Regions from separate parts of the Homo sapiens genome. Here region 2 is linked to region 1. The links are chromatin loops, found by intact Hi-C in ENCODE. Cell type or tissue: mesothelial cell of epicardium. All regions are shown on one strand.

What was found. A loop is a pair of places that touch in the nucleus more often than their neighbours do. Peaks named below come from ENCODE experiments on the same cell type or tissue, not always from the same donor. Only the 100,000 strongest peaks of a DNase experiment are listed, where the experiment ranks them.
Region 2: it touches region 1 in a loop (27-fold over the local background); 1 of 110 quality-filtered maps calls a loop at or near these places.

What each region holds. Positions count from the first base shown.
Region 1 is chr5:172,025,068-172,029,067 of GRCh38, reverse strand. No RefSeq gene overlaps it. Among named protein-coding and RNA genes, the nearest start is that of FBXW11, 20 kb to the right of the region's middle. In mesothelial cell of epicardium, no CTCF peak of the experiment used is centred here; no DNase peak of the experiment used is centred here.
Region 2 is chr5:171,686,924-171,690,923 of GRCh38, reverse strand. No RefSeq gene overlaps it. Among named protein-coding and RNA genes, the nearest start is that of SMIM23, 97 kb to the left of the region's middle. In mesothelial cell of epicardium, no CTCF peak of the experiment used is centred here; a DNase peak (open chromatin) is centred at 1,596.

The DNA.
Region 1 (4,000 bases):
TAAGAAGCACAGTGTTGGCAGGCCTCTTCTGGCTTCAGAGACAGCACATTCTACGCTTGGGAATATTGCTCCAACCCATTTACTGGCTAACTTAGTAGGCTGCCAGCTTTGAGCCCTACTAATGCCTCTCTTCCGCTGATGTCTATGGCCTCATTGAAGGAGGGGGGCCCTCTACATCCAACTCATGAGTGAGGAAGAAACTCGAGCATATTCCAGTGTAGCTAAGTAATGGGTAAATTTGACATATAGTTGTCCCATAAACAACAGTAAACTCTGGATCAAATGCAACAAGAAAACACAAACAACAACAAAACTACCTGAAGACACTGGAGAGTGAACAAATGAGCATATCCCAGAGGGCAGTTAAAATTGAAAGGGAGAACAGCACAATATGATTTTCCCGTTTTCGTGACTTTTAGCCTAAGGGTAGGATGCAGTTGGTGCTGCGCAAGGCAGCTAAAACTATGACAGAAAATTCTGAGTCTTCCTGGCCTGAAAAACCAGAGAACAAACTTAAGGAACAACTATGCTAATGCAAAGTGGGGAGGGATACCCCAAAAAGAAAGGAGTCAGAGAGGAGAAGCCCCAAACCACGTGTATAAACTTTGCACAAACTCTAGTTGACCCCTGAACTATGCATTTACAGGGCCAACTGCAAGTAGCTTGGCTAAGGGTAAAATAACTGAACTGAGATTTGACCTGATTCCCAGGAGACGGACTTTGCAATTTGAATCCAACCATGTTAACTGCCTGTTCAAACGAAACAAAACAAAAACCAAGAAAGCCAACGAACACTCTTCAGAGAAACAACAGAATCCAGTCTCTACAACATGAATTTGAGAATATGCAGGACACAGTCTGAAATTACTTACAATACAAGGAAAAAATGTGACCCATTCTCTAGAGAAAAGATAGTCCATGGAGACTAATTCTGAGATGACCCAGATTTTGAAATTTGCAAACAGGATTTTCGAGAGGTTATTTTAATTATGCTCACCGACATAAAGAAAAACAGGTTTGCGATAAATGAAAAGTGACGAGATCACAGCAGAAAAATAGAGACTATAGAAAACAACCAAATAGAAATTCTAGAATTGGGCCAGGCACAGTGGCTCACACCTGTAATCCCGGCACTTTCAGAGGCTGAGGCGGGTGGATCACATGAGGTCAGGAGTTTGTGACCGGCCTGATCGACATGATGAAACCCCGTCTCTACTAAAAATACAAAACTAGCTGGGTGTGGTGGCACATGCCTGTAATCTCAGCTACTTGGGAGGCCAAGGCAGGAGAATCGCTTGAACTCAGGAGGCAGTCGTTGCAGTGAGCTGAGATCATGCCACTGCACTCCAGCCTGGGCAACAAGAGCGAGACTCCACCTCGGAAAAAAAAAAAAAAAAAAGAAAGAAATTCTAGAATTGAAAAAACACAATATCTAAAATTTAAAAATTCACTGGATAAGGTTAATAGCACAAAGGAGGTGACAGAGGAGTCAATAAAAGAAACTATCTTATCTACATGAGAGAGGGAAAAAAGATGGGAAAAGGACCTATGAGACAACATCCAGAAGGAGAAGAGAGAGAGAGGATAGGGACGAAAAATTTTTGAAGAAATAACTGACATTGCCCCAAATTTGTGAAGACATCAAGTTACAGAATCAAGGTTAACAACTGTTAAGCTGGACAAATGTGAAGAAAACCATGCCTAGGCACATTATAGTCAAATTGCTGAAAGCAAAAATAAAAAGAAAATCTTGAAGGCATCCATAGAAAAATGACAGATAGAGGAGAACACCAACTCTAACGACTACTGACTTCTCATGGGAAAGAATGAAGGCCAGCCAGACACTGTGGCTCATGCCTGTCTGTCATCCCAGCACTTTGGGAGGCTGAGGCAGGAGGATTGCTTGAGTCCAGGAGTTTGAGAGCAGTCTGGTCAACATGGCAAACCCCATCTCTACAAAAAATACAAAAATTAGCCAGGTGTGCTGGTGTGCCCTATAGTTCCAGCTTGGGAGGCTGAGATAGGAGGATCCATTGAGCCTGGGAGGTCGAGGCTGCAGTAAGCTGTGATTATGTCACTGCACTACAGCCTAGGTGACAGAGCGAGACCCTGTCAGGCAGGGCATGGTGGCCATGCCTGTAATCCTGGCACTTTGGGAGGTCAGGCTGGGCAGATCTCTTGAGCTCAGGCGTTCGAGACCAGCCTGGGCAACACAGTGAAACCCTGTCTCTACAAAAAATGCAAAAATTAGCCGGGGTAGTGGTGTGTGCCTGTAGTCCCAGCTACTCGGGAGGCTGATGTGGGAGGATCACTTGAACCCGGGAGGCGGAGGTTGCAGTGAGCTGAGATCATGCCACTGTACTCCAGCCTGGGCCACAGAGCCAGACCCCATCTCAAAAAAGAAAAAAAAGGCTGGGCGTGGTGGCTCACGCCTGTAATCCAGCACTTTTGGAAGGCCAAGGCAGGCAGATCACGAGGTCAGGAGTTCAAGACCAGCCTGGCCAACATAGTGAAACTCCATCTGTACTGAAAATACAAAAAATTAGCTGAGTGTGGTGGCGGGCACCTGTAATCCTAGCTACTCAGGAGGCTGAGGCAGGAGAATCGCTTTAATCCAGGAGGTGGAGGTTGCAGCGAGCCGAGATGGTGCCACTGCACTCCAGACCCAGCGACAATGCGAGACTCCATCTGAAAAAAAAAAAAAAAAAAGGGAATACAGGCCAGAAGACATGCAATAGGTCGAATAGCGACCCCCCAAAAGATACAATGAAATCATAACCCTGGTAGCTGTGAATATGACTTTATTTGGAAAAAGGTTCTTTGCAGGTTTGATTGAGTTAAAGATCTTGAGATGAAAGCATTCTGGATGAACCAGTCAGGCCCTAGCTCACATGACAAGTATACTTATAAGTAAGAGGAGAAACACCAAGGCTTAGGGGAGAAGACACAGACACAAAACAGAAGGCTGTGTGAAGGAGGCAGAGGTTAGAGCTATGAAGCCAAAAACCAGGGAACGCCTGGAGCCACCAGAGGCTGAAAGAGGCAAGAAAGGGTTCTTCCCTAGAGCTTCTGGACAGAGTGTGGCCTTACCTACTCTTTTTTATTTTTTTTTTTCAAGATGGGGGTCCCAATCTGTCACCCAGGCTGGAGTGCAGTGGTGCAATATTGGCTCACTGCAACCTCTGCCTCCCCGGCTCAAGTGATCCTCCCACCTCAGCCTCTTGAGTAGCTGGAAACACAGGCACATGTTGTTACACCCGGCTAACTTTTTGTATTTTTGGTAGAGCCAGGGTTTCGCCATGTTGGCCAGGGTGGTCTCAAACTCCTGGGAGCAAGTGATCCGCCTGCCTCGGCCTGGAATTACAAGGCCTTGGTGCTGGGATTACAAGCATGAGTCACTGCACCCGGCCTAGTTTTTAAACTTCTGGTCTCTAGAACTGAGAGAATAAATTTATGTTTTTCTAAGTCACCAAGTTTGTGGTAATTTCTTTTTTTATTTGAGATGGAGTCTCGCTCTGTCACCCAGGCTGGAGTGCAGTGGCACGATCTTGGCTCACTGCAACCTCTGCCTCCCAGGTTCAAGCAATTCTCTGCCTCAGCCTCCCGAGTAACTGGGATTACAGGCGCCTGCCACCAGGCCGGGCTAATTTTTTGTATTTTTGGTAGAGATGGGGTTTCACCAGGCTGGTCTTGAACTCCTGACCTCGTGATCCACACGCCTTGGTCTCCCAAATTGCTGGGATTACAGGCGTGAGCCACCACGCCCGGCCTGTGGTAATTTCTTATGGTAGCCCAGGAAATGCATACAACAGAAGACCATCATCTATAAAGTGTTGAAAGAAAAACTTCTAAATCCAGCTAAAGTATCCTTCAAGAAGGATAACAAAATAAAGACTGTTTCATATAAAAGAAAAACAAAATAATACACTGCCAGCAGTAATGCATTGCAAAAAATGCTACAGGAAGTTCTTCAGGATGAAAGGAAATGATACCAGATGGA
Region 2 (4,000 bases), 340 kb after region 1:
TATCTATCTATCTATCTATCTATCTATCCATCTATCATCACCTATCTATATCTATCTATCATTTCTATCATCTATCTACTGTATCTATCTATGTATCTATCATCTCTCTACTCTATCATCTATCTCTATCTACTATCTATCTATCTATCTATCTATCTATCTATCTATCTATCATCTATATCTATCATCACCTATATATATCTATCTATCATCTTTATCTATCTATCATCTATATCTATCATCTATCTACTGTATCTATCTATGTATCTATCATCTATCTACTCTATCTATCTATCATCTATCTACTATCTATCATCTATATTTATCTATCTATCATTATCTATCTGTATCTATCTATCATCTCTATCATCTCTACCTATCATATCTATCTATCTATCATCTATCTACTGTATCTATCATCACCTATCTATATCTATCATCTCTATCATCTATCTACTGTATCTATCTATGTATCTATCATCTCTCTATCATCTATATCTACCTATCTATCATCTATATCTATCATCTCTATCTATCATCACCTATCTATATCTATCTATCATCTCTATCATCTATCTACTGTATCTATCTATGTATCTATCATCTATCTACTCTATCATCTATCTACTATCTATCAATCATCTATATCTATCATCATCTCATCTATCATCTATCTACTGTATCTATCTATCTGTCTATCATCTATCTACTCTATCTATCATATCTATCTATCATCACCTATCTATATCTATCATCTCTATCTATCATCTATCTACTGTATCTATATATCTATCATCTCTATATCTATCATCTATCTCTATCTACTATCTATCTATCTATCATCTCTATCTATCTATGTATCTATCTATCTATCATCACCTATCTATATCTGTCTATCATCTATATCTATCATCTCTATCATCTATCTACTGTATCTATCTATGTACCTATCATCTATCTACTCTGTCTATCTATCTATCTATCATCTATCTACTATCTATCAATCATCTATATTTATCTATCATCATCTATCTCTGTCATCTGTATCTGTCATTTCTATCTACCTATCATCTATCTATATCTATCTATCTATCATCTATCTACTGTATCTATCTATCTGTCTGTCTATCATCTATCTACTCTATCATATCTATCTATCTATCATATATAGTACATGTGTATCTATATGGACATTTAGATATATGTAAACATTCTATTGGTTCTGTTTCTCTGGAGAACCCAGACTAGTTCTCCTCTTCTGGGCCATGGCGTTGCTATTAACTTGGCTGTGCTGAGGAATAGATGAGATGACACGCCTAGTGAGTGCTGAGTAAATGTTGTCTATTGCTGGTACCATCGTTATTAATGTTACTGATATTAGATGGGGGAGCATCTTCTGATCCCTGCCACGTGCCCTGACCTCCCTCATACACTCATCGTTTCCCCAGAAGGTGCCTGTCCTTAGGGGGCATTTCCTCCTAGGGGCCTGGGCTCTGCCTTCCAGCCCCACATCCCCTATGCACGCACCATATGCCCAGGCTCTGGCTGGTTGGTTTGAGAGTCTGGGAGGCTGAGAGCCTTCATGGAAACAAGTGCTGGCTTGGTGCCAGCAGGGCTGTTGTGGGGATTAAATGCAATGCGGCCTGAGCAGCCTTTGCCGCATGGTACTCGGACGCAAGGCTTGTTTCTCCACTTTGTGTCATGTGAAATCTGACTCAGGATATTCAGTCTCAATGCTTTAGGGGTGGGGAGTGGGGAGGCTTCCTTTCCCTAAACTTGTAAAAGAATTCCAGGAACCTCATTCAGACTGAAAATGAGAGCCAGTCATCTGATCTTCTTGGGCCACGGTTTCTTGGAAGGCAAGGAGTCCTCTGCTTGTGGCATCCACTCCTCAGTGCCCATCTGGGCCATGAAGTCTTCACTGGGCTTCTGAGGCCCAAGGGAGGCAAGGCTGACTTCCCAAGTGTCCAGCCTATGCCACTGCCCCAGGCGCCATGCTCAGAAGGGCCTCACTCTTGGTTTCATTCTCTCTGCCACCATCCTGAAATTCAGAACAACTTTTGAACAAAGGACCCACAGTTGCATTATACGCTGGGCTCTGGAAATTATGAGGCCAGTCCTTCTCCAGGAGTCCAACAATGTGTCATTATCCTCGGAGGTTCCACCCTCCCAGGGCCTTCACGGGGGTGGGAGGCCTGTTGGCTGCAAGTGGGGCCATCTCCCCCAACCACACGCTCACTCTTAGAAATCTCACCCCTTTTTCATCCCGTGGAAACAGCCCCTTTTAGGCAAGCCAGTTATTTGTGTCTCTGAACCTAAGATTTTGAAAGTACAGGCCCTTACTCCCCCATGGGACAAGGAAACCTTGGTACTCCAAGACATAAAGCCTTCCTTTCCTTCTCGAAAAAGAAAAGGAGGAAATCCTCTTACTCTTTCAAGGCGAGACCTCTTGAATACTTCACACAGCTCATCCCTCCATCAGAGAATATCTCCCTCAGCGCTAGATAAATGGTAGGTCCCTTCCCTACCTGGCTCTACACCCTGAAGTTGGGCATTATTGCTTCCATTTCCAAGATGAGTAGACTAAGATCCAGAGAGATTCAGAGTCTTGCCAATGATCAGAGAACCTCCCATCTTCCTACTCTTCTCAGAGTTTCTGTAGACCTGGCCAGAGAAGTGAGGAAATGAGAGCATGCGTGGGTAAAGGTACTGTTTATATAATTTTCGCTCCTCTAAAAAGTCCTGGATCAGTTTATAACTCAGAGAAATTGCAACTATTCCCCATTATGGCAGGCGTGTCTTAAGAGTTAGCTCTTAAGATATGTCTTAAGAGAATGTTAACTCTCTGTGCTGGGATTACAGGCGTGAGCCACTGTGCCTGGCTGACATGTCTTAGGAGTTAACATTCGTATCTCTTTTATTCCTCACGGCAGCTCTATCAAGTATTGTCTTAAGGCTTCTTTTTACCAGATGGGAAAACTGAGGTTCGAAGAAGTTGAAAACCACGCCCAAGGTCACAGAGAGCTAGAGAATTTGGAGCTGGGCAGGTAGTGTCAGCTGCAGCCCAAGGTGGAAACCTAAACCTACTCTTGATAGCTGGGAAACTCTGAAATGCTGCCCCATCCAAGCCACGTCATGCTCTGCAGTGGAGAAGGTCTAGGCGGGAGACGCAGAGGTGCTCAGAGGATGGTTTCAATTTTCAAGCCGTGGTCTGACCACTCACGTTTTTGAAAATTAAAAATTAAATCTTGGCCCTGAACCGAGAGCAAAGAAGCAGTATTCTGCTCTTGGAGCCCTGCCTGCTCACCCTCGTGAATTGGGGGTTCTATATCGTGAGGGAAATGGCTATTTCAGCTGCCAAAGAGTAGATCACACTCCCTGCAGCCCTCGAACCCAAGAGTTATTGCTGTGGGTAGAGAGCTGGGCGGCTTTGCCCCAGCGATGATGAATTGGGAAAGACCTTGACGTTTCAGGGTCTTCCAGAAACACTATCCAGGCGCAGGAAGGAGCTGTGTGCTTGAGGAGGGTTTGCCAGGGGACAATGAGTTCAGGATTCTGAGGACAAAGCTTATTCAGATGAGAGCTGTGGGAGTGGCCAGGGTGCCACTGGGAAGTGTGGGTCCCTGAGATAGTCTCCCACGGGAACCTCTGGGTCTTCCTTGCCCTTTCTTCTTCCTCTCCCTGACTGCGTCATGGAAAGGCCGACATTTGTTTCTGAATAGCCCTTACCTCTGTTCTCCCGTCAGCACGCTCAGTCCTCGTCCTGCCTGGATGGCTGTCATTGCCCCTTTGTGGGACCCCCTGCCTCTGTCTTGCCCGCTCCACACTGGTCAACCCCACCACACTTGGAGGTGCAAAACCCTCAGGGGTCCCTACTGTGTAAGCCTGACACACTGAAGGACTTGACTGTCCTTCACACTGACACACTGAAGGACTCTCCAGCTTTGTTTTCTGCCACCTGTCCTCCTGATCCAGTCATGCCAAGCCACAGAGGCTCCCC